Linked DNA regions of Homo sapiens: all the other regions are linked to region 3. Evidence: chromatin loops called from intact Hi-C (ENCODE). Cell type or tissue: CD4-positive, alpha-beta T cell. All regions are shown on one strand. Region 1 has its middle 3.8 kb from the start of CD200R1. Region 2 holds the start of MIR9900 (microRNA 9900). Region 3 holds the start of CCDC80 (coiled-coil domain containing 80). Region 4 overlaps NEPRO-AS1 (NEPRO antisense RNA 1). Region 5 overlaps NEPRO-AS1 (NEPRO antisense RNA 1).

The links. Hi-C counts contacts between places; a loop is a spot of excess contacts. Peaks named below come from ENCODE experiments on the same cell type or tissue, not always from the same donor. Only the 100,000 strongest peaks of a DNase experiment are listed, where the experiment ranks them.
Region 1: a loop joins it to region 3, with 6 times the contacts of the local background. A loop is called at or near these places in 99 of 110 quality-filtered maps.
Region 2: it touches region 3 in a loop (2.1-fold over the local background); 32 of 110 quality-filtered maps call a loop at or near these places.
Region 4: it touches region 3 in a loop (3-fold over the local background); 10 of 110 quality-filtered maps call a loop at or near these places.
Region 5: a loop joins it to region 3, with 4 times the contacts of the local background. A loop is called at or near these places in 13 of 110 quality-filtered maps.

What each region holds. Positions count from the first base shown.
Region 1 is chr3:112,976,429-112,981,428 of GRCh38, reverse strand. No RefSeq gene overlaps it. Among named protein-coding and RNA genes, the nearest start is that of CD200R1, 3.8 kb to the right of the region's middle. In CD4-positive, alpha-beta T cell, CTCF peaks have their summits at 1,770 and 1,975 (motif pointing right); a DNase peak (open chromatin) is centred at 2,008; H3K4me3 peaks cover 2 bases; H3K27ac peaks cover 1,754 bases.
Region 2 is chr3:112,732,957-112,737,956 of GRCh38, reverse strand. It overlaps LINC02042 (long intergenic non-protein coding RNA 2042), which reads left to right. Exons shown (of 5, transcript NR_110017.1): 5 at 1,261-1,508. It overlaps MIR9900 (microRNA 9900), which reads right to left and starts at 868; the gene lies at 776-868. In CD4-positive, alpha-beta T cell, a CTCF peak has its summit at 3,004 (motif pointing left); DNase peaks (open chromatin) are centred at 846 and 3,046; H3K27ac peaks cover 1,401 bases.
Region 3 is chr3:112,640,592-112,645,591 of GRCh38, reverse strand. It overlaps CCDC80 (coiled-coil domain containing 80), which reads left to right and starts at 4,449. Exons shown (of 8, transcript NM_199511.3): 1 at 4,449-5,000. In CD4-positive, alpha-beta T cell, CTCF peaks have their summits at 2,307 and 2,515 (motif pointing left); a DNase peak (open chromatin) is centred at 2,491; H3K4me3 peaks cover 382 bases.
Region 4 is chr3:113,055,307-113,060,306 of GRCh38, reverse strand. All of the region lies in intron 1 of NEPRO-AS1 (NEPRO antisense RNA 1), which reads right to left. It overlaps LOLI1 (lncRNA oncogene in liver cancer 1), which reads left to right. Exons shown (of 3, transcript NR_189285.1): 2 at 1,240-1,361. Among named protein-coding and RNA genes, the nearest start is that of RMP64, 38 kb to the right of the region's middle. In CD4-positive, alpha-beta T cell, no CTCF peak of the experiment used is centred here; no DNase peak of the experiment used is centred here.
Region 5 is chr3:113,033,596-113,038,595 of GRCh38, reverse strand. The region is part of intron 1 of NEPRO-AS1 (NEPRO antisense RNA 1); the gene reads right to left. Among named protein-coding and RNA genes, the nearest start is that of RMP64, 16 kb to the right of the region's middle. In CD4-positive, alpha-beta T cell, CTCF peaks have their summits at 2,834 and 3,035 (motif pointing left); a DNase peak (open chromatin) is centred at 3,025.

The DNA of each region.
Region 1 (5,000 bases), 340 kb before region 3:
AATACCTGGCACATGAGGAGACCAAACATCACAGAAAGAACCAATAGAGATTTACCCACCATTACTTCAAATATTGGAATGATCAGACAGAGACTTTAAAATATTATTTTTATGTTTCAGGAGACAAAGGACTAAAAGTTTTGGTGGAAAACTAAAGTTACAAAAATGTTAGCAGATTCGAAAAAATCAAATAGCATCTGAGAACAGAAAAAAAAACAACACAGTAACCCAAAACTAAGAGGCTGAACTGAAATTTGAACCCAGAAGTTCAACTTAGGAGCCATAACCTTAACAGCTCCTCTCAAAATTAGATAAAAAATTGTGACATTCTTAAACTCCAACTGTAACTAATTAGAGTTTAGCCAACTTAAACTATTTTTCAGTTATTCACTGAAAACATTACATTATCTTATAAAAGATAGACAGGATGGTCAAATTTGGGGACAAAATAAGCCATTGATAAAATAAAACTGTGATGGATCAACAGAACATTTATCATTTCTTTGAGAAAGGCCCAATAAAATTTGAATAAAATTTCAGGCAAATATAAGCTTCTATGACTGACATAATTTTCATGATTCATATTCTTTTGTTAGAAAGTTATATAGAACTAATTTGCTTATCAATTAATATTGTCTGAGACATTTAAGGTAAACCCACTTGGCTCAGTCTAGACTATTTCTTTTTAAAATGTTCTGCTCTTCTTGACTTTAATATTAGGGTGTTCTGGAGATCAGATGATACTTGTCTCTCTTCAGCATGCTTTGCCTTGATGTTAGTTTTTAGCCAAGGTATATGATTGGGCTTTTCCTTTAAAAAATTTATTTCCATATCTTCTGGATTTCTCAGTTGACACTTACAGATGAAAATTACCTGACTGCCTCAGGGAGAAAATATCTTAATGCAGAGCTACTTCAAGGTTATATTTTTGACAAGATTTTCCATTAATTTGGTTTCTTGGGAATGAAAGACAATTGGCTGAGTGGAATATCATTGCATTTGAGACTAGATTTAGAGTGGATTATTTTCCAACATTTATTCAATTGGCAGACAAACACTGTGGGGTACCATCAACCCCCTTCATTGAAGGACTTTGTTGCTCCAGTGTTGACAGTGTTTTCCACAGTTCAGGGATTGGCCTCTTCATGGATTTCCTTACCCAAGGTCATGGTCTTTCCCGTGGCTATAACAAATGACTCATAGATGCAGAAGTGTAAAGATCTGCCCATTTCAGGACAACAGAGGACAACTCTAAGGGGCAGTTTCAGCTCTATAGCTCCCCATAGGGCTAGCTGATTCTGGTGTGGGCCTACCATATAGTGTGATTCCCTATACCCACATCAGTTTCTGTTCCTTCTTATCCCCAAGTGATGATCTGAGGTTACTCCTTAATATAATAACAATTCTTCACATTAAACTCCGTCTTGGAGTTTGCATTCCAGGGTACCCAAAGGTGGCAATCTTTGCAAATTTTCATGCAATGAGATAGGGAATCTATCTTCTATCCATCCATCCATCCATCCATCCATCCATCCATCCATCCATCCATTTATCCATTTCTTTACACTGCTGCTTTTAAAACAATTTTTAAATTTTATAGAGATGGGCTCTCACTATGTTGCCCAGGCTCGTCTCAAACTCCTGAGCTCAAGTGATCCTCCTGCCTCAGCTTCCCAAAATGTTGGGATTACAGGCATGAGCCACCATGCCTGGCAGCACTGTTGTTTTATTAAACCATCCTGGCAACTCAAAAGATTCATTTTTGTTTTTTTCAGCAACATTTCTTCAAGGTATAATATCTGTACTATCCATCAGGTAGTCATTTGTTATGTTGCAGCAGTTTCCAAAAGATGTAAATTAAATGTATAACATTTAGGCATGTTAGCATACTTTGTGATCAAAATCTTAATGTGAAGCTATTTTTGAATTTGCTAGATAAATTTACAAAAATCTTAGCATTGATTTCACCAAATTATCTCCAGGGGGCAGCAGAGAGTAATCTTAATGCAAATAGATGATTAGAAACAGCACAGGGTTTGCTTATTTATTTAAACAAAACAGACCAATTTTGAGCAGGTAAGGAAGAAAGAGTGAATTAGTACATAAATAGAGTCAGTAGGGGTTAGGAACCTGGGAGATGTATTGGAGACAAAACAGAGTTACCACCTTCAAAAAAGTAGATAGTAAAGCAGAGACTAATTAGCCACATAGTTTAAGAAGTAGACTTTGGAGTGAGATTTCTTGGGCTTGAATCCTGTTTCTATCACTTATCAGCTGTGTGGCTTTTGACAATTTACATAACCTCTCTGCTTTGAGTTTCCTCAATGGTAAGTGGTATTTACTATATAGGATTGTTGAGATAATTAAATTAGGTAATATTTATAAACTGCTTAGAACAAGATCAGGGTGTTAAGCTTAGGGCTTGACAAATACTTGCTATGGATCTGACCAGTGAGATTTACAGTTGATATTTAGCTAAATATAAAATGTGATTACTAATTTCTCTACTCTGATTTTGCTTATTTTGATACTGCACACATTTGATTTTCAAACATCTATTTCTCAATTTTCCTTTTTGTATAATCTGTAAAATTATAATAAAAAATAATCATTAATTCCAATATGATATATTTTTTCTAACTTTTTAAGAAGACTTTTTATACATTGACGTAGATCAACCATATATTAGGAGTAAAAATTTTCAAGAAAAATCAATATAATAGTAGGTATAAAAATAGAAGTATGCATTTTTTGAGGCTCTTTTAAGTTACTGTTTAGTCTATTTAATGATTGTCCATGGAGGAAGATACAGGATTTCAGATGAGTCTTGAGAGCATGGGTCAATGAAGGTTACAGAGAGGTAAATTGGAAAATAGAAAATGGAATATGCCCAGGAAAGCAGTCTTTTTATGCAACTGTATGTTGAATTATAGCATTTCTGTGGTAATTCATTAGATTCAGATCTGTAGTTATTGTACAAGGGAGCAGAGAGGAAGTAAAGACAAGAGTGGAGTGCTGTAGAGTTTGAGTCCCTTGAAATTCTTTAGACTATTCGGTATTGTTCTTTTTACCTCTGTGAAATTGGCATGTTACCACTTGGCTAGCAGTAGGACAGAGTAGATTGAGGGAATTAGGACTAAGTGTTTCGCTAGCATATTTGTGTGAGCGTGTGTGTGTGTGTTATGTTTGTGTGTGCACACATGCAAGTGTATAGAAGGGTAAGTCAGGCCAGATATCTAAGCCAGAGAGTTCACCAAAAGTAACAGTGACAAGGCAAGTAGTTATTGGCCCATTTTGCAAGAATGCACATCCAGAAAATTCAGCTATGGTAGGAAGGGCAGGCAGGTGCTGAAGTTCTCGGCAGTCAAGACTCAAATATAAGAGGTGAATGAGTCGGCAATGGTACTGGGGAGCAAAGGGTCCCGGGAACGAGAAGTCAGGAATAAAAGTCCATAGAATCTTTGCAGTAAGTATTCAAGAGCCATGCAAATCTTCTACATAATGGGGAGGAATCCCAAGAGGAAGGCTGCAACACTTCATCTTAAATGGTTTCAGTGTGGCTAAGTCTGAATCTGACATTGGAGAGAAAGATATACACCTGATTGGAAGAAGTTTACTTCAACAACATTTATAGTTATTACATCAATTTTCAGTTTATTGCAATTGATAAATTGAGTAAACCAGCCATGCTGGTTTGGGGGCATTATGGCCTAAAGTAGTTCTAATTTACTAAAGTTTCTCTGTCTTTTTGTTTTGGCTACAACATTAACTGGCATTACATTGTCCTGTTTGTTTCTCTTATGCTATGATTCTTAACTGGTATTATTGAAGGAGAATTGGAAAACTGGTAGAGTAAAAGGTTTGGGTTTCTGGTTTGAATGACACCTGTTTCTTGATCCTTTTTCACTCTTTTGCTTTGCTTCCTGGGTCCTGTGCCCAAGGGCCGCAACCAGGGAGAATTTGGGGCCTTTAGATTTTTTAGAGAGGTGTATTTACCAGACACATCTTTCTCTTATTATACTGACTTTCATGGCATGTCTTTAGTGGATGATTATGTTAACAAACTTTTAGTCCCTTTATTGTTTTAAACATTCATGGTCCATAAAAGGTAGAAGGTGGGAGTTGAGAGGTTACAGGCATGTGATTTGGGGGTGGAGAGGATGAGGGACCAGGGAGAGAAACTGTCATCCTGCCAAATCTATTTAGTGAATTTTATGGTTTTTGATACCCATCACTTGATTCTTAAACTGCTGATTGCAGATTGTGGTCTGACCTCAGGTGAGTGCATTGGAGTGTGTCTATGAAAGTTGTTGCCTGAAATTTCAAAGTAGAGGAGTTGAGTGAAAAGAACACAGGGCTACGAAATATAACACATTTTATTCCCAGCCGTGCCAATAAGTTGTTTTGAGGCCACAGGCCATTTAGCCCTTCTGTGGTTTAGTTTTGGCTATGTCATTGAGCAGATATTAAAATAAATGATCTCCAAGAATTTTTGATGACATGAGAAAAAGCTAATGTCAATATAATATAAACAGATACAGACTTGAGTAAGAAACTTTCCCAGTATCACTGGACTAGTAATTGCACAACAGAGACTTAACCCTATGTCTATCTGTATCCTAAGCGAGTGTGAATTTTAACTTTAACTTCTCTCTGCTCACTGCAACCTCTGCCTCCTGGGTTCAAGCGATTCTCATGCCTCAGCCTCCCAAGTAGCTGGGACTACAGATGAGTGCCATCACACCTGGCTAATTTTTTTTTTTTTTTTTAAGTAGAGATGGAGTTTGGAGTTTTGTCATGTTGCCCAGGCTGGTCTCGAACTCCTGAGCTCAGGCAATCTGCCCGCCTCGGCCTCCCAGTGTCCTAAGATTACAGACATGAGCCACTACTCCCGGCCAACTTTCACTTCTATGTAGTGGAAAACCAGAATATTATCTGTATTTTAAATGATGTATTCTCACTAATTTTCCGACACCTGGTGAAACATTAGACAGAAGAGA
Region 2 (5,000 bases), 92 kb before region 3:
GAACCTACAAATATGAACCAAAAATCAGCCCCCAAAAAAAGAGAATGGGAGAAGAAAAAAGGTTCTTCACACTCTATATCAGGTTCCCTAGTCTAGAGAAATATAAAGGGGAAATTTTGTCCAAAAGCAGTCATTTCATGATTTATGTAATAGAGATGCTCCAACCAAGGACACCATAAAACCAATTTGTGTAAAGCAGGTTTTATGTATATCCATCAGAAAACTCCTCTAAATGCTTCAACTAAAATTGAGAGGTAGTTGAAGGATTTTGCTTTCTCCTCTATAGAGTGAGAGGTTATATTAATATTCCTTCTAATATTTTGTGCTTTTGCATTGGAAGCTAACTCAGTGCCTGGGTATTAGAACAAACCAGCAGAATTTCTCTGGTAGGAACTTTCTGCCCAGAGACCTCTGTTCTATTGCTTTTCCCTTGCTGTTACTCACAACCGCGTGTAACAATCTCATACCTTAGTTCTCTTCTTTTTTCCTGATATTTAGAATGCCTAGTAGAGCCGCAAATGGCATGTCATATTTTGTCAGGAGATGGCATTGACTAATGTGTGCAGAAAACACCCCTGAGTTAGATACTTTGAGTCATGTACGATGACCAGTTCAGTATTTAACACTTGACAAAGCTCAAAGCTGTTTACATGAAATGTATATTTTTGGCTTCTGGTAGTCTATGCTGCTATTACGGAAGGTTATAGTTAGCAGGTTTAAGAAATATTTTTTTGGGCTTTCTAGAATGAATAATTTGAATGGTACCAGCAGCAATTCTTTGTGAGCTGAAGGCTTGATGCAGTCTCTTAGGACCTGTCCTTTTAGAAGTAAGAGCGGGTTCTTAGAGGCCACATCCTGCCTTTCAGATAGAGATATCAGCTTCTACCAGGAATAGTTCCTTTCATACTACACTTAAGTAGGCAGTGAGAATAATCAGCACGATTGAAACTACCTTTGCAAAATTATGACTGAGACAGCGAAAGAGATCTAACTTAACTGACTCCATCTTGCTTCTAACCTCCATGCTGTCTTTTTCATTCCTGGGCGTAGGACGAACTAACTTTGAGAGAAATTTAGTTTATAGTTTAAAAAAAAAGATGGTAACAGCCCTTTCCCAAAGCAGACCTCCTTCTTGCCTGGGGACTAGACCAATATTAGCCAGAAGGTTAGAAATTACGGTTTAGGAGTCATGCAGCTGGAGGCTATAAGAATCTGACTCCCTAAACTGCTCCTAAGATCAGTGCTTGAGATACTTTGCAGACCCTGCACTTGATGGATCAGCTGGCACCACCCAAATCAATAAACCGGCTCATCTGATCTTGTGGCACCCACCCAAGAACTGACTCAGCACAAGGAGACAGCTTCGACTCCCTGTGATTTCATCCCTGTCAACCAGCACTCCTGGCTCACTGGCTTCCCCCCACCCAACCAAGTTATCCTTAAAAACTCTGCTCCCTGAATGCTCAGGGAGTTTGATTTGAATAATAATAAAACTCCAGTCTCCTGCACAGCCGGCTCTATAAATTACTCTTTCTCTATTGCAATTCCCCTGTCTTGATGAATCGGCTCTGTCTAGGCACCGGGCAAGGTGAACCCCTTGGGTGGTTACACTAGCATTGGTTTTTGTTTGCCACTGCAGCATTAATTATGTGTTTTTTATGGCAATAGAAATTTTTTTTTACTGCCTTTCCTCAATGTTACATGAAGACATATTTCACAAGTAGGCCAAGTACAAAGTAGGAATAGAAGCTAGAATGGAATCATAGACCAGATTCTTACATAGATCACATCAGCCAGGCTGAGGCTCCATCTGTGTGCATGGCACGGCACAGCTGCGTTGGTTGCTTATAGCTAGCATCTGTTCTGATTGGTTGGTGCCTGTGGCTTTTCAGTTGCTCAGAGTTTTGAATACCAACCCTGGGTACACAGTTATCTCTGAAAGCTAAAATGGTGAAATATAACACATAATGAATGCAATGAGCCAGCTCTAGACACAACCAAGAGAATTCCCGTAACTGGGAACCTGAGAAAGTATAAAAGCACTTAATTGAAGGTGTAAATGAGAGAAAGCAGGTTTGAAATGCAACCAAAACAAAGCCCACACATAGACAACTGTATTTATAAGTTGTTTCTAAATGGGAATGGAACGGTGTTTTTCCGGGAATCTAGGGAACAGTCTCTCTACGGCGACTTTTCTCATGTGAGAAAACAGACATTTAGCAGAAAACCAGAAAATGTTCATTGGCTTCGGTGAACTTTTATTCCAAGTTTCAATGAGGGACCCTGTGCAGAGGCTTGGGACACGGAGACCTCCCTCTGCTGCCTTTAAGGAAGGTCATTAAAAAAAAAAAAATTCCGTTTTTTTTTTTTTTTTAAAGACGGAGTCTCGTTCTGTCGCCAGGCTGGAGTGCAGTGGCCTGATCTCGGCTCACTGCAACCTACGCCTCCCAGGTTCAAGAGACTCTCCTGCCCCAGCCTCCTGAGTACCTGGGACCACAGGCGCCCGCCACCACGCACAGCTAATTTTTGTATTTTTAGTAGAGATGGGGTTTGAGCATGCTGGCCAGGATGGCCCCGATCTCTTGACCTCGTGATCCGCCCGCCCCAGCCTCCCAAAGTGCTGGGATTATAGGCGTGAGCCACCGCCCTTCTAACTTTTCTATTGTACCACACTGATGGCAAGGAAGGGCGGTAGGAAAGCCTGCCAAGGAAAGGGAGGACCGGCCTGCATATTCTTAAGCGCTGTGGGACACTGTTCTGTAGACGTTGCCCATCCCATTGCTCTCTCAGGGAGGGATGAGCCACGGCCAGGAGCAGCTCCTGGTCATCTACTGTACCACGTGTGCAGAGGGAAGACACACTCCCAGAGAAGAAAATGCTGGGAAAAAGAGACCACAGCCTTTGTATGGTGGCTCAATGTAAGTACTTCTTGACATGTCCAGTTGTACAGCTCCTCTTTGGGGTTGGAGCGCTTTGCTTTCCAGGGTGTAGATTGGGGTCTGGGGAAGTGGTGAAGTGGAGTGAAACTGGAGGCCTGGAGCTCCCCCTAGAGGCCAAATGTATTTTACCCTGACTCAAGAAAACCTGGAGCTGGAAGCTTGGCTCATCAAACCTAAAGTAAGAGTAAGAATCAGCAGTATTGTCGGCACTACCCCGGGAAGGGAGAGATACTAAACCTAGTGAACAGTGCAGGTCCGGAATCCTTTATGTGAAGTTCTAAAACTCAAAAAACTTTGAAAATGGAAACTCTTTTGAGACCTATTTGGCAACAACGTTTACCTGCAATATGAGGACATAGTCTTTATTATCTTAATGTGAGTATTTTTATCTTTTATGACAGATATATTAATTAATGTGTTTAATCATGAGAGGCTGCCCATATTCCTAGTAGGAACGTTAAAAGGTAGAGTACCCACTAGGGGTGTTTTAATGTACAGTATATGAACTGTTTACTTCTCTCAAATCTTAAAAATTCAGAAATCTGAACTACATCTGGCCCCAATCAGCCAAAGGACTATAGGCCTGGGTATTATAATGCTCACTACTGTGTGGGCCTCAATCACAGCTCAACCTGTGCCATGTGACTTTCAACAAGTGACTCACTGGCTAGAAGGCTCAGCTTCTTCTTTAGTAAGATGGAAATATCACTAGTTTAGATATTAAATGAGTTTATGCACCGTGTTCAGCCCAGGACCTGGCAAATAGTAAACATCTAAGAGTGTTAGTGATTATTATCATACTTTGTTATTATTACTTGATCTGAGAGAGTGCATACCTCACTTTACTCTGATTCACAGTCACCAAAGAGTCATTTGACTACCAGCCACCAGGCCCACTATTACCAGGAAGGTGGAATCTTGAAAGACGAACATGAGCTTTTGGGCCACTGATGATCCATTATAAATCAATAATTTGATATTCTAGATCCTATCTCAATCTCTTGAATATCTAGAAAAATCAAATCAAACAAAAATCAGAGATACTCTTGGTTCTGAGACACACCTATACACCTAAAACCTTACTGGTTGCAAGCAGGCTTAAGTTACAGACAGCCAGACAGCCAAGAGCATTTTGAAGGTGGGAAAACTAAGGCAAAGAAATAGAATGATTTTTTTTGACATGAGCACAATAATTGTATGTGGGTCTTGGCTAATGGTTTGTGATTAGTTTACAATGATCCAAGAATCTAGAATAAGATTTTCTTTTCTTTTCTTGTCTTGTCTTGTCTTTTCTTGACATGCAGCCTCACTCTGTTCCCCAGGCTGGAATGCATTGGCACTATCTCGGCTCACTGCAACCTCTGCCTCTTGGGTTCAAGTGATGCTCCTGCTTCAGCATCCCTGAGTAGCTGGGACTACAGGCATGTGCCACCACTCCCAGCTAAATTTTGTATTTTTAGTAGAGACAGGGTTTTGCCGTGTTGGCCAGGCTGGTCTCAAACTCCTGACCTCAGGTGATCTGCCTGCCTTGGCCTCCCAGAGTGCTGGGATTACAGGTGTGAGCCACTGCACTTGGCCTAGAATAAAATTTTCTAAAATGTTGTACATAAAATACTAGTGCTGCAAGAGGTTCTTTGAATAAAAAATTTCCCCAAATTATTTAAAAATGAAACCCTTCTTTCAGGGAATATTTATTAACACCCACAGAATTTGGGTTAGATAGAGTGTACCTGGGGAAATACTGTTTTAGAGAGTATCAACTTCTGTATATAATTCAGGTAGATAATTCTTGGCTATTGGGTAATTTCAAGGGTGTCAAAATTTAATTTTTAAAAAATAAAATAATCACTCTCATCTGAATGTAAAATGAATACATATCAAATATTTTATTTAATACATTAATTAATGAAGGAATCAGTAAGATGTTAAAACTGATTCAAAGAGAATCTGAAGAATAGACACATATAGGCACTCAGCAATACAGAAACAAATTTACCAATTGATGCAGAACTATTTAATGTTTATAGGACAATAAAATGTAACATTTGAAATGATCTTTCC
Region 3 (5,000 bases):
GGATCAAGAGGGCCAGGCGTGGTGGCTCATGCCTGTAATCCCAGCACTTTGGGAGGTGGAGGTGGGCAGATCACGAGGTCAGTAGATCGAGACCATCCTGGCTAACATGGTGAAACCCCGTCTCTACTAAAAATACAAAAAAAAATTAGCTGGGTGTGGTGGCGGGCGCCTGTAGTCCCAGCTACTCGGGAGGCTGAGGCAGGAGAATGGTGTGAACCCGGGAGCAGAGGTTGCAGTGAGCCGAGATCATACCACTGCACTCCAGCCTGGGGGACAGAGCGAGGCTCTGTCTCAAAAAAAAAGAGTAAAGAAAAAGCACCCAGGCTTATGCTTACAGCTTGTCTGCTGGGGATCCTGAACGATACACTGTGGGGGCCACATCCGTGACTAGCAATGACCCTTACTGGAACTATCAACAGGACCAGGTTGATCTAAGAAAAATCATATGGTGACTTGTTTGGTGGAGGGAATGAAACAATATACCACTAAGCCCGCGAACTGTAATAAAATAAGATAAATAAGAAAAGGATGAAAACTCAGCTTTGTTTCAGGGGCACCTTTGTGGAGGACCTAAGAACATATACTAACATTGATCTCAGTACTGACGCTGGCCAAATTTTTCTACAGACACACTTTATTAGCCAGTCAGCACCTGACATAAGAAGAACATTACAGAAATTGGCTTTGGAACTCTACACACCTATTAATGAAATGTTTGGTGTGGCTTTTGGGGTATTCAATAATAGGGACAGAGCTAAAATGGCTGAAATGACCCAGAATGGCAAAAAATGGGATAGACAGCCAGCCCAAATGATTAGCAGTCACTGTAAACAGTGCCCTGCAACCTCAGGGTCACCCAGGAAGACGCTTCACCGCAGACCAAACAGGCTCAACAGCAAACCTGCAGGCAACGGTTGCTGCTCCAAGTGTGAGAAGTCAGGACACTGGAGAAAGGACTGTCCCAGCCAAGGGAGCCCACCCAGACCCTGTCCTCACTGCAAGCAGGAGGGCCATTGGAAAAGGAATTGCTCTCAGCTCTGAAGGGAGAGGAGGCCACCCAGTGCCGTAATGGCCATAACTGAGACTGAAGGGGCTTGAGGTCCCTGGCAGCTCCCATAAAAGGCATGGTCAACACAATTGAGGAGACTCTTGACGTGGCAGATTAGAATATCCTTGAATTCATTCTTTTGACAGTGTCAAGAGCCTGGACACTGGCTGGGGTCAAGGTCCCACTGGCACCTGGGAAACCCCCAGCTCACTGGTATCACCTGGGCTGCAGCAGCACCCTGCATTAATAGTCATCTTTGGCTTTCTCTCTGACCTGGCAACTTATTTATTTAGTCTGTCCTACACTGAAAATACTGAGAAAGAGAAGAATTCTTTTTTCATTCTGAAGGACACAAATGCAGCCTAAGACTGAACATTTGATTGAGTTCTGCAAATGGGAAGGAAAAACACATAGCCTCCTCAGTGTGAGTATTGTCTGTGCTTCTGCCACAAAGGTGTGATAAAATGGCTCAGCTAATTTTCTTGCTGGGGATACTGATGATCACAGAGCAGGAGAGGTGGTTTCCCTCCAAAACCACACTGAACAGCATGCTGTTATCCCCTCCTTTTCTTTTTATTCTTGTTTCTTCTTAAGCAAATGCTTTTTTATTTTAGCAATAGAATTCAGTTCAGTAACATCTCTGAGTGTTACTTTGTGCAAGAGAACCAACGGCATGTGACAGAAACCCTGGTTTCTCTAGCGTGCCTGTCACAGCGTGTTACCCTGAGCCTTGGTCCCAGGTTGCTGAAGTCTTGGATTAGTGTGGGTCTGACCAGTTAGCACACTCCTTTTTGGATGCCTTCTTACATTCACTCCAGCTTTCATCAAATAACTATCCCCACCCTAGTTTCTCTAAAGCAGTTCTAGTTTGTACATTCTTTCCTTTCCTCCCCACAAATTACTACAAAACAAATGTCAGGTAGTTTCCTATCAATTAATTCCCAAATTAGCATTTCTAAAGTCTACTTTAACATTTTCTTCCTTTCACCTTTTTCTGACTCAACATCAATGTCTTCCTTTCAGATATCACCAACCCCCACCACCCTCCCCCAACCCCTAGCACTAATTGGTTAATTGTTTCTTCAGTTGCAGAAAAATAGAAAGATCTAAATGGAGGACTTACAAAATATGGAGCTCTTAAATAACGGACTTGAAATTGAGAATTATTACAAGCCATTAATCATTATAGATCTCCCCGGAAATGAATGAATGAGAATTTATCATTGCTCTTATTAGGTACGTGCCTCCAATACTTCTTCAGGAGGATTTTCTGAAGCCCCAGGTAAGCGTTTAGGCATTGAGATGAAAACAAGCATGAGAAGCCCCACTTTGCCAGTGTGTGTGTATGTATCTGTGTGTGAGAAGAGACTGGGGGAAGGAGTTGGGTGTGGGGTGGGGACTAACGGCGGCGGTGGAGTGTTAGGTCCTCTCTGGTGTGTGTGTTTAGTGCGCCATCTGGTGACTGAAGCTCACAGAGGGAAGAAAGCCTGAGGTCCTAGGAAGACAGGCACAACCCAGGGTTGGGGTGGCTCCTCATGGTCAATTCGGGGTTGCTAAAGTGGCTGTATTTCAGCTTTACCAGCGCACAGGTGACAAATGTTGTGCACATCATGGAGAGGTTTGTGTAAGTCATGACTTATTCAAGAAAAATAATAAAGGGCTTTAAGGACCTATTGAGAAAAGCAAAAAGTACAGTTACACAATTATCCCAGACAGTAGGACTCTAAAAGTGTAAGTACTCTGGTTGAACAAATAAATGAAACTCTTCTACGAATGTGGGAAATGCAAAAAGGAATTGAAGGAAGGGAAAAAACTGAAGGTATGAGTAGAAAATTAAAGAGAGAGGCAGGATAGCATCACGCTTTGTAGGCTGTTCTAAACCTGGGTTCAAATTTCAGAGCTACTGCTTACCTTTTGTGGGACAATAGGCAATTTATTTAAACTCACCAAGCCTCAGTTTGCTCATCTATAAAATGAGGATCATTCTGTTTACTTTCTAAGGATACTGTGAGGGTTAAATAAAAGAATTCACAAAAATACTAAGCCCAAAGCTTCACATGTAAATGCTCAATAAATGGTAGTTGTTATAAGCAGAGAGAAGAGAAGAGGAAATGAAAAGCCAGAAGGGAGAAAGCTCAGTAAGGATAGTGTAGGACGCCTTAGAAAATTATGAGAAAGGAAGTAACATCTAGGACCCTCCAACTTAGCACAAGGCTAGGTTGATCAACCCAACAGGTGAATACCACGAAGGCTGCAATCTATGACTCCAGTGGACAGAGGGTCTCTGCCTGAAGCCCACTTTTGTTATTATCCTTACAAGTGTCTGAGAGAATGCCACAGCAGGGCTGGCCATCCTTCTTGGTACCCCTGGGACTTCAAGGTGTGGCCGGGCAACTCTATAGTTAACCTCTATACAGGACTTTCTCAGTTCCATGCTCGTAGCTTATGTGAAAAAAGTCAAATGTGACCAGGGCAAGATGGGGCTGATCAAGGCATAACAACTAGGGATGAAGTTTGATCCAGTGAGGGACGCTATTAGCATGACTGAGCTGGCAAGGAGGTTTCTGAGAACCCTGGCTTGTCACTGTTGGTGGCAGTTAATAGTGACATGGAGAGTCAGCTCGCCCAGCATGGCCGGAAGAAATATCCACGTAACCTGAGACCCCTTCCTTCTCCATTGAATCCTTATGGCAGACTCAGGAGGTGGAATCCCAAAGCTGCCTCACTCTCTCTTTCAGAACCTGATAAGTCTACTTCTATGGATTGCCTAAAGCCCTTCAGACATCTAAAGTCTCTGCAGAGGAAAATATTGCACTACACACACACACACAAACACACACACTCGGGACCTCCAAGGGAGCCCTTAGTCTACCATCTGCAGCCAGAGCTTTGAAGCTAGAGATCATAATGCCTGTTCCCTGATGTAACAGTCAACTGCAATCTCGACTTGCAGCCATTGCCTGCATTTCTAACCTTTTACCAGCTTCCTTCCATGCCGAGGAGAAACTAGGACCAAGAACACAGTAATATGATCCCCAATTAGCATAAAATAAAAACAACCTAGTCATGTTTTCCATGGGCTTTTCCAACCTCAAACTAAAAGCACAAAGCAGGGAGAAAGATATAAGAATATACACATGGGACTATAAATACATATATACTGTCTGTGTCAGCACAGCCAAGCACCCTGACCCAAATGAGTATCTGTCTCTAAGAAAAGAATGTAGCCTGATGCAGAAATCTGAGAATTTTCTCCTTCCAAAGTACAGTGTAAGAACAGACTGGAAGAGAAGTTACCCCGATGACTTGGTTTGGAAGGGGTTAAGGCACCAGTCATCCTCTTCTAAAGTGATTTATGATGATGTGTGGAGTTTAAAAACTTTACCCCACCCCAAAGAACAGCCTTCTCACTCCTCACTGAGTCCACTCTGAACGTGCTAAAATGGGAAGGAGGCGGTGTTTTGCTGATCTGTTAAATTCTTAGTGAAGTTTCCTTGATTTCCAGTGGCTGCTGTTGTTTGAGTTTGGTTTGGAGCAAAACTGAGGTAGTCCTAACATTTCTGGGACTGAATCCAGGCAAGAGAAAGAAGAAAAAGAAGAAGAAAAAGAGGAGGAAAAAGGTAGGGAGAAATAAAGGGAGGAGAGAAGCACAGTGAAAGAAAAAAAAAGTCCCTTTTCGACATCACATTCCTGTGTTTTCCCTCAGCCTGGAAAACATATTAATCCCAGTGCTTTTACGCCCGGAAACAAAGAGACTAAGCCAGACTATGGGGGAAAGGGAGATAAGAAGGATCCTGGAACTTTAAAGAGGGAAAGAGTGAGATTCAGAAATCGCCAGGACTGGACTTTAAGGGACGTCCTGTGTCAGCACAAGGGACTGGCACACACAGACACACGAGACCGAGGAGAAACTGCAGACAAATGGAGATACAAAGACTTAGAAGGACAGCTC
Region 4 (5,000 bases), 410 kb before region 3:
TGGTCATCGCTGCTGGAAAAAAATCCTCCATTCATTTTTCTTTTGCATCCTTGCTTTGGTCTACTTAAAATGGAAAGACCTGAGAAAAGGGTATAATTGGTTGCTCTTGACTCCTAGGCCCACCTCCTGGCTGTATTAGCATTTCAATTTCCAGTCCCATCAAGACTGTGTAGAATAGAGAAAAAATATCCCAAGAAGGGAAGGGAGGTGAAGGCTGGGCAATACTCACCCCCATTGTCTGGTAGAGTTTCTAGAATGAGTCAAAATCCATAGAGCCATGGGGGAATAATCCAATAAATGAAATAGTAACTTCTAATATTCCCCCCCTTGCTTGTTGTCATTTGGATTAAGCACACACAAGACACTGTGGACCCATTCTACCTCCTCAGAGTTTCCGAGTACCCCTCCTTGGTTGTCATATTATTGATAAATGAAAAAAATCTATGACCCTATACTATTCATTTTTATATGGATGGCTTAAGGATCCTTCAAGATCACAGTAGCATTCATTCGCATATCAAGTAATTATTGAGCACCTGCTATCTGCTAGGCCTTTTTCAGGTACCCGAGATGCATCAGTGAACAAAAGAAGTCAAATTCCCTGCTCTCATCTTGCTTCCATGTTAGGTGGGGCTTATGCGTGTCCGTCCTATCTCACTAACCTGAAAACGAAAATTGTTCTTACTGTTCCTACAGGCAAAACCTTACCACAATTCCAGGAAACCAAGAGAGGCTTTTTTTTTTTTTTTTTTTTTTTTTAGATGGAGTCTCACTCTGTTGCCCAGGCTGGAGTGTAGTGGCATGATCTTGGCTCACTGCAACCTCTGCCTCCCGGGTTCAAGTGATTCTTCTGCCTCAGCCTCCTGATTAGCTGGGACTACAGGTGTGCACCACCATGCCTTGCTAATTTTTGTATTTTTAGTACAGACGGAGTTTCACCATATTGGCCAGGCTGGTCTTGAACTTCTGACCTCATGATCTGCCTGCCTCAGCCTCCCAAAGTGCTGGGATTACAGGCATGAGCCACCACGTCTGGCCAAAAGAGGCTCTTTTAAGACACAGTCAAGTTTCCTTGGTCATCTGTATGTGCCACACTTCTGTCCTTTGGGCTGGGGCAGACACATGTGGTTTCAAAACAACCCAATGCATCTCAGCCCTGGCTCTCCACTAAGCAGAGCCACCAACTCCTGTGTGTCTGAGGCAAATCCATGTCTTCTTTTTTATTTTTTTTCATTTCAGATGGAGTCTAGCTCTGTCCCCCAGGCTGGAATGCAGTGGTGTGATCTCGGTTCACTGCAACCTCTGCCTCCAAGGTTCAAGTGATTCTCCTGCCTCAGCCTCCCAAGTAGCTGGGATTACAGGTGCGCCCCACTACGCCCAGTGAATTTTTGTATTTCAGTAGAGATGGGGTTTCACCATATTGGCCAAGCTGGTCTTGAACTCCTGACCTCAAGTGATCCACCTGCCTCAGCCTCCTAAAGTGCTGGAATTACAGGTGTGAGCCACCACGCCTGGCTGCAAATCCATGTTTTGTAGGCTGACAGAGTATTACGTCCTCTTTTGGAGCGTCCAAATATGTGGGCATGGAAGAGATGAGTACAAACTCTTACAAATGCTTGGTTATTTGTCTTAATGACCTGAGGATAGCTCTAAGAGGCCCTTCTGAAGGGGATTAATGTGGTATCGATTTAGTAGATGTGGAATATCTATGCCTTGGGCCAAATGCTCGTCCCTCTGTGGGCCAGGTTTGGTGGGAGCTGAGCCCTGGCCTTAAGCCTGACCTCTCTCTCACTGCCCTGGCAATGACCACCCCCTTATCCTGGCTGAGCTGGCACACCCAGCATAGGAAATGCATGTTGGTGAGGTTTGGGCAGGAGAGAGAGGTGTTTGGTGAGACACCCAGCTAAAGGTTTCCTTTACCACAGAGTAGACATTGCGGTTTTGCTGGAATCACATTCAGGTTTATGTGCCTTTGGTTTCATGAAAAGTCCAGGGCCATTTGCCCAGGAGTGAAATGACTTGACCCAGCTCAGCCACAAGTGATATTTTGGCTGGAGATAAGCTCCTGCAGCAAAGGGGAAACACTCTGTGGGGCCTGGGTTATACTGTTGCTCTGACGTGAATGAGCTTGTGACTGAAGATGGCCAGTGCTACTGTCCTAGCTTCAGTTTCTTCATCTGCAAGATGGGTGGGGGTGGAACGGATGACCTCTCAAAGTCCTTCCAGCTCCAACATTCTGATTCTATGCAGTACTGTCTCCATCGTTTGTGGGGCCCAGTGCAAGATGAAAATGCCTGTGCAAAATGAGAATTTCAAGACGGTAGCAGCAGAACATTAAACCAAGCACCAGACCCTCCTACACATGGGGTCCATATGCCTTCACAGGTAGTGTGCCCATAAAGCTGTCCTTGATTCTATGCATCCCCATGGCGCCTGTTTCTAATTACACTTGATGGAGTATCGTGTAATAGAGTGGACAGATATGGGTTTTCCAGTTAGAAAGACTTGGTCTTTAATCTAGGCCTTGTGTACCAGTCCAATCCTAGGTTCCTTCCCTATCTGTTCCTTGTCTCAGTTTCTTCATATGTAAAACAGGGATAATCACACCCATCTAGCAGGAAGGTTGTGAAAAATAAAGACAGACACGCAGAATACACAGTAGGGGTTCAGTAAATAGACTCACCAGTATTGCAAAGTATCACATATTCACATTAAACTGATTTCCACCTGAAACAGCATTTCATGGAGCCATGGCTTTTTAAGGCAAAGCTATGCTAGAGAGATAGCCAGATTCAAAACAGACTTTCTTTTTTCCAAAAAAAAGTCACGAGGGGCTTTTTACAGTAACTGCATCTGTGGCTCTCTGCTTTCTGGACCACACACTCTACGATTTAGGAAGTCATTCCGTTCCCAACTGAAAATTATCTCTTGGGCTTGGTCCCTTTCTTCTCTCAGTTCCCCATCCTCCCACTCTTTTTTTCTGCTATTCAGAACTGCATATGGGTTTTGAGAAACCTATTTGCATTTCAAATTCATTTCATGGCTATGATTGTTCTCATTTGCTTTGACTTCACATGTAGCCATATGTGCAGTTTTTCACTCATCTTGTGCAGCCAGAAAAGAGGACCAGACTTCCTTGGGACTCTCCCTCCTCTCATTAATGAATGATGCTATAAGCAAAAGTCAGCTTCCACCAGTGGGGAAAATATTATTCATTCTTGTGTTCATCTCTCCATTCATTCACTTGCGCTTTACCCTTTGAGCACTTAATATGTGTTAGCCATGTTCCCAGACACTGGGAATTTAGAGATAAATTATGATCTTTATCCAATTAGAAACTCAAGAACTAGTGAGAGAGACAAATGAGAGAACATAAAATGTCAAATACAACAAGGTAAATATTTTTAGAACGGTTGTGGAGTTGCAGGGAGACAGGATGACTCCCATGAGTTTTGTTTCCACCTGGGTGAGCCGGAGAAGGGAACATTTGAGCTGAGTGTTGAAGGATGCAAAGGAATTTTCTAGAAAAAGATACCTCCATCTGAAAGGAATCCTGGGACCTCACTGCTGCTTTTCAATCCTTTAAATATCTTGTCAATTCCCTGAGACATTTATCATGTGTGTGGAACTCCAGCTTCACAAACCCCATGGCCTTGGCTCACCATCTACCCTCTTGCTCCAGTAGAGTGAAAATGTCTAGAGGTGGGTCCTTTCACTCTCTTCATTGCCTTAGTTATGTGATTCCTCACTCCTAACCTGTTCTTTCCTTCTCTCTCAGGGGTAGATACCCTTATTCCTTCCAAAGGCAGCCCTTCCTCAGGGAGGCCAATCCCAGCACACCTGCAAGACTTTGCTTATTCAGTTTTCTCTCTTAGTGCTTCAAAATCTACTTTCCAGTTCCTTACCCTCCTTCAACAAGCAAGGTTCAGTCTTGCACAACCTGAAAACAAACAAAACTTTTTTAAACTCTGCAATTCCCTCAAGATATTCGGGTACCTATCACCTTCCTTTTACTAACATACTTGTTGAGGAAATTGGTTTCTTCACTCTCAGCTGTTACATTCTCACCGCTCCTTCAAGCCTGATCTAACAGCTTTTAGCCCCTGCTCCCCACTGAGTCTCATCTCCCAAAAGTCAGCAGATATCCAATCCACAAGTCTACTGGCACATCTCCAGCCCTCATACTCACCAACTTCTGCATCCTTTCAATTCTTGAAATGTTCACGTTATTGAAACCTCGTTCCCTCCTGGCTTTTGTAGCACTGTTCCTCAGCTACTCCCTTCCCCACCAGTCCGTCTTCCCTTCTCTTTTCACAGACCCTACCCCTCAGTCATCCCCTAATGATCCTTGGCCTCAGCTAGATGACTGGCTCCCAAACCCTGTCTCCAGGTCCTTCGGCTTCTCTGAGCCTCACTCTCACATTTCCAATTATTTCTGTGATATTTTCCTTGAGGTAGCTCACTGGCTTCTCAAATGCTGACTTTCTTTCTTTCTCCCCCAAGCCTTTATATTTTGATGACCCCAGCACCCACTCAGGATTGGAATGATATTATTCATTCCTCACTCCTCTCTTCCCCTTGCCCCATTTCCAATTAGGCACCCAATCCCATTTCTGTTACTCCAAAATGGTCTTTGCCATCTTTGTTATTATGGTTTCACCTTGCCCTTGAACCACCATGGGTGTCTGATGGTGCATCTTCATTATTTCCCAGCCCAGATGAGTTCATCTTTCTAAAGTTTGACTCTGCTGCTGTCAAAATCCATTCTCTTTCTGAATTTACCCACACTTTTGTCTGGATATTAACTCAGTGTTTTCAAGACAATCTCTGATTTTTCTCTTCAATGTAACAAATTCTTACTCAATACTTAGTATGAGTATGTGCAAGTCACTGTATGAGGAGCTGCAGAAGTAGAAAGAGGAAGAAGTCTTTGCCTTCAAGGAGTACAATCTAACTTTAAGAGGAGACCATTGGGGATAAGACAGAAAGTTAGGAGAGTT
Region 5 (5,000 bases), 390 kb before region 3:
CCAGACTTATAAGGAAGCCATCTGGGAGTCTCCTGATCCAGTCAAGCCACCCAGCCAATACCATGTGGAGGAGGGACAAGCCACCCCTGCAGAGCCCTGCCCACATTCCTGACCCACAGTACTGTAAGCATTTACATAGTTATTTTAAGTCACTAAGTTATTGATTTTTAGCCAGCAACAGATAACTGAAACATGGATATTGTAGGAGAGAAAAGGCAATATCTTTTCCTCACCCATTGCAAGGTTCATGACTGACACCCCGGAACAAAAGATGGATTAACAAAGGAAACATATAAAATTTAGATTTAACCAAAATTTTACATGACATGGAACCCTTCAAAAATGATGACCCAAAAACCGAGGGAAAACTGTATTTTTATGGTAAGTCCGATAAAAGAAGTGGATAGTTGTGGAGAAACATGACTAGACAAAGGAGAGTATGACCTAATGATAATAAACAGGGATTGTGGGGGAGAACTTAGCAAGGCCTGTTTGTTCAGATTCTTCTTTATGTCTTCCTTTATTTCCTCTAGATACAGAGCAGGACACCTGTGTTGTGATGTCTTATGGCCTACTTTCAGGGGAGGTAGGTCAGATAATTCTTTTATGGCTGGCTGTCTTGCAGAACGGTGGGAGAATATGAGAGAATGACCTTGCTTCTGTGGTTTTCTCAATTTCTAGGGTCCCACACTTTGAAGCCCAACAGTATTTATATGTGTTCACATTTTTGTTACTGTAAATGACAGTGATGAACATCCTTGTCCTGAATTTCCTGTCCATCAAGAGACTCTATATTGTTGAACTTGTCTAAATCTGGAAACTAAGTAAGAAGCCATGTCTCTCCAGTTTGGTGCTCAAATCAAGTTCCTGGTTCCTTTTGTATCGATGAAGTAATATTTTCATAGGCTGCGATATATTTAATTCCTACAGACACTGTGATCAATTAGCCTCCACTAAAGTTCCTTGCTAGTCAAAACAATCTGGTTACCATTTTGTTCCTATTGTCCATTATAGTAAATGCATCAACTGTCTCTTGTAATTAATCATTGCTCATTGGTCTTTACCATTCTGGGATCCCATTGAAATCAAGGGGCCAATTTCAATGATGGTATCTTCTATCATCACTCTGACCTACAGAAGACAGCCATTGCAGAACTTTGTAAAGAAACTGATAGCACCTCATTAATGTATTTCTCAAGGCCTTAGTGGAGGGTGTGACCTCTGAGCTCTCTCAGAAGACACAGTCGGGGTGGGGTGGATGTGCAGACCACAGATTATATATCCATTCCAACATTCCAATTTTCCTAAGTCTTTGGATCCCTCCTTTTACATTAATCCAGGGAAATTCTGGCATCTTAACCTCGTTGAATGTAGGTTATAGCTGGATTCAATTTTCAATCATCAAAGAAAACTGTTAGATACACTTCTCGCTGCAAGACTCTCTAGAAACTGATATGATGACTCATATTGATACATTTGGTTTAGTCCAGTGCTTGATATTCCATCCTCTATGGTCTAATAACGTTAAAATCCAACACTACTTCAGTTTCTGTCACTAAAAATTAGCAACATTTTGCAACTATTTTGAAATCTAAACTATTTCTTTCCATATTAGACTTTGTACTTGTCCCCCTGGAGCTAACTGAGATCTGATTTTAGTTATAGCTCTAGAAGTGATGAGAAGTGGTTTGGTGGGTCTTGAGGTTATCATAGGGTCTTCATACAAGTCTCCTCAGACACAGGAAGGCAGACTGCTCCAAGATTCTCAGCTTTTCCTGAGTTCAACTAATTCCGAGGCTCAGAGTCCTTCTTGCTGCCAATCAATGCTCTAACTTTCACAGATGAGATTTGTGAGTCTATGAATTCAGTTTAGGTTGTAATTCTGCAACCCACAGAACTGAATTTTGGGTCAAGGTCAGCTATGAAACTATAAGAAATAACTGATTATTTTAGGGCCAGCATAGACGCTCCCTGATTCTCTGTGACTTGAGCTGTGTTAAATACCTAAGTGTGTCACTTTCTGTAGGCTTTCCAGTGCACTCAGAAGCATCACTGCTACTGTAACAGTCGTGGAGTCAGTGGGCTTCAGAGGGCACTTCCTCACAGTCAGCTTCAGGTGACTAAGTATGATGCTGCAGCACACCAAGGATTTCTAATACCCAATTTCCCCATCACTACTGTGTTTAAAGCTAAGGACATGGCCAAACCAACCACAGAATTTCATTTAGAGGGGCCGTTTCCTGGGACCACTTCTGGTTCCAAATATCATATCAGTCAAAGTCCATTAGTAAAACAAAATAATACCATGTTATATATTTTACCAGAAAGAATTTTCTTTTTCGAGATGGAGTTTCACTCTTGTTGCCCAGGCTGGAGTGCAAGGGTGCAATCTCGGCTCACTGCAACCTCTGCCTCCCAGGTTCAAGGATTCTCCTGCCTCAGCCTCCCAAGTAGCTGGGATTACAAGCATGCGCCAACACGCCTGGCTAATTTTTTTGCATTTTTAGTAGAGAGGGGGTTTCACCATGTGGGTCAGGCTGGTCTCGAACTCCTGGCCTCAAGTGATCCACCCACTTCAGCCTCCCAAAGTGCTGGGATTACAGGTATGAGCCACCGCGCCCGGCCACCAGAAAGAATTTAAGGTAAATATAAGGAATTAGTTAAATGAATGTTTAAGAACTAAGATGAAAAGATGATACAACACTGAAGTAACACAGAGGTAACTGCTGAAAGCAGTTACAATCCCTGGAACTGGAGAAACCAGGCAAAGAAATTTGGGGTTATCAGAATTTAGATTTTTAGAGGAAGGGACTTACGGAATTGGGACCCAGACCTCTGAGGACAGAACACCATCCCGGTGCTGCTAGTACCTCTGAGGGTAGGTCTGGGCGTGTGTCAAAAAGATTCAGGGACTGGAACCAACTGCCATTACCTGGAGTGAAGACAGTGTTGGGCAACACTGCCAGGGACAATGGAGCAGAGAAGAATCTTCTCTCCTGCTCTTGCCTTCAACCTCCCTCTAGTGGCCCATATTGGTATATCTACCAGCTAGCCAAGTAGTTTGCAGAGTCCCAGTTCCAGCATCACAGAGCAAATATAGAAGCATGGGATTAGAGCTGAAAGGCCATAGGTGAATAAGCCAAAAGATATATCTCTGAATATATTGTGCATACACATATCATATCATGTGCATGCACACACACAAACATCTTGGTACACAGCATTCTAGCATTAAAAATAATTTTTTTCGCCGGGCGAGGTGGCTCACGCCTGTAATCCCAGCACTTTGGGAGGCTGAGGTTGGGGGATCACCTGAGGTCAGGAGTTCGCGACCAGACTGGCCAACATCGAGAAACCCTGTCTCTGCTAAAAACACAAAAATTAGCTGGCCACGGTGGGTGCCTATAATCCCAACTACTTGGAAGGCGGAGGCAGGATAATCACTTGTTCCCAGTGGAGGTTGCAGTGAGCCGAGACAGTGTCACTGCACTCCAGCCTGGGCGACAGAGTGAGACTCCACCTCAAAAAAAGTAAAATAAATAAAATAATTAAATAAATAAATAAAAATAATACATAATTTTTTCTCATTACAACAGCAATACTTCTTTTTTTAAAATATAAAAAAATAAGCTCATAGAAGAAAAAAAAATCTATCCTACTGCCAGAAAAATGACCATTGTTATAACCTTCATTTAGATCCTTCTAGACCTCTTCCTCAATGTGTGGCTATGTATTTTTTTCAAGGAATGACATACAGTTTTCTGAACTGCTTAAAAAAATCTTAATGTATCATTAATAATTGCTCACATTAATACATATTTATTTACAGCAGCAAGTTTCAAACTGTTCTAGGAAATGTCTTGGGCAAGTACCTCAGGAAATGGCCCCTCAAAATTGCCTTAATGGGAGGGCCTTGCATTCCCCCATACATACTTAACCACTGCAATCTTGCTTTTATATATTTGTTTTACATAGTAGGTTTCTATATAAGATTTTGTGGGGAATAAAAAATTCCACTGCCAAAATATTAGAAAGTAATCGAATTATTGTGAGGATACAATGTCACTTTCCTTTTTTATGATTACAACAAAGGATAACTTTGCACCTAGATTTTTCGTGCAAAGCCCTAGTGACACCAGACACCATGCTTTTTACTCTTTGTCTATTTGATAGAAGCTAAAAATTATTTTAATTTGTATTTCATGAATTACTAATGAGATGGCCAAGGTTTTACATTTAATGGTCATTTTTGTCTGTGACAGCCTTTTTTTTTTTTTTTTTTTGCAGTCTAGAGATTTGTTTACAGTAGGGCCCTAAAACCTTACTTCTAATGTACATAGCCTGTGCTTTTCCCATGTGCCCTGATTCAAGGAAGCTCGGATTTCAACATCCATTGCTCATCCAGAACACCATCTCCCTGCCCTCCTCCACTCTTGGTAATGATCTCAAATCCTCCTCCATTGAGAACACAGAAGCTGTCCATCACTCCTTCCGAAATAGATCTATATCTATACTATCTTTATTTTTCTTCCTGGCTCAGATAATAAAAGGTTTTGATATTTAAGTCAACTGCTTTACTTCAGCACTTGATTCCATCCCTGCTTGTCTCTTCTGGTTCCTAGGATGGTGTCTGGCAAAAAACTGACGCTCAGAAACTTTGTTGAATGAGTAATGGGTCTTTCTCCATCAATTCTCTCCTATTTTTTTATATCCAGCTTCTTTCACACTTTGAATTCTTCCCTTTAGCCTATATATATGTTTGATCAAGTCATTTTCCATCTGTGATGGTCAGCTTTATGTGTCAACTTGGCTAGGCTGTAGCACCCAGTTATTCAATCAAATATTAGCTTAGGTGTTGCTGTGAAGGTATTCTGTAGAAGTGATTAATGTCTACAGCCAGTTGATTTTATGTAAAGGGGATTATTCTGGGTAATGTGGGTGAGCCTGATCCAATCAGTTGAAAGGCCTAAAGAATAGAACTTAGGTTTTCCTGAAGATGT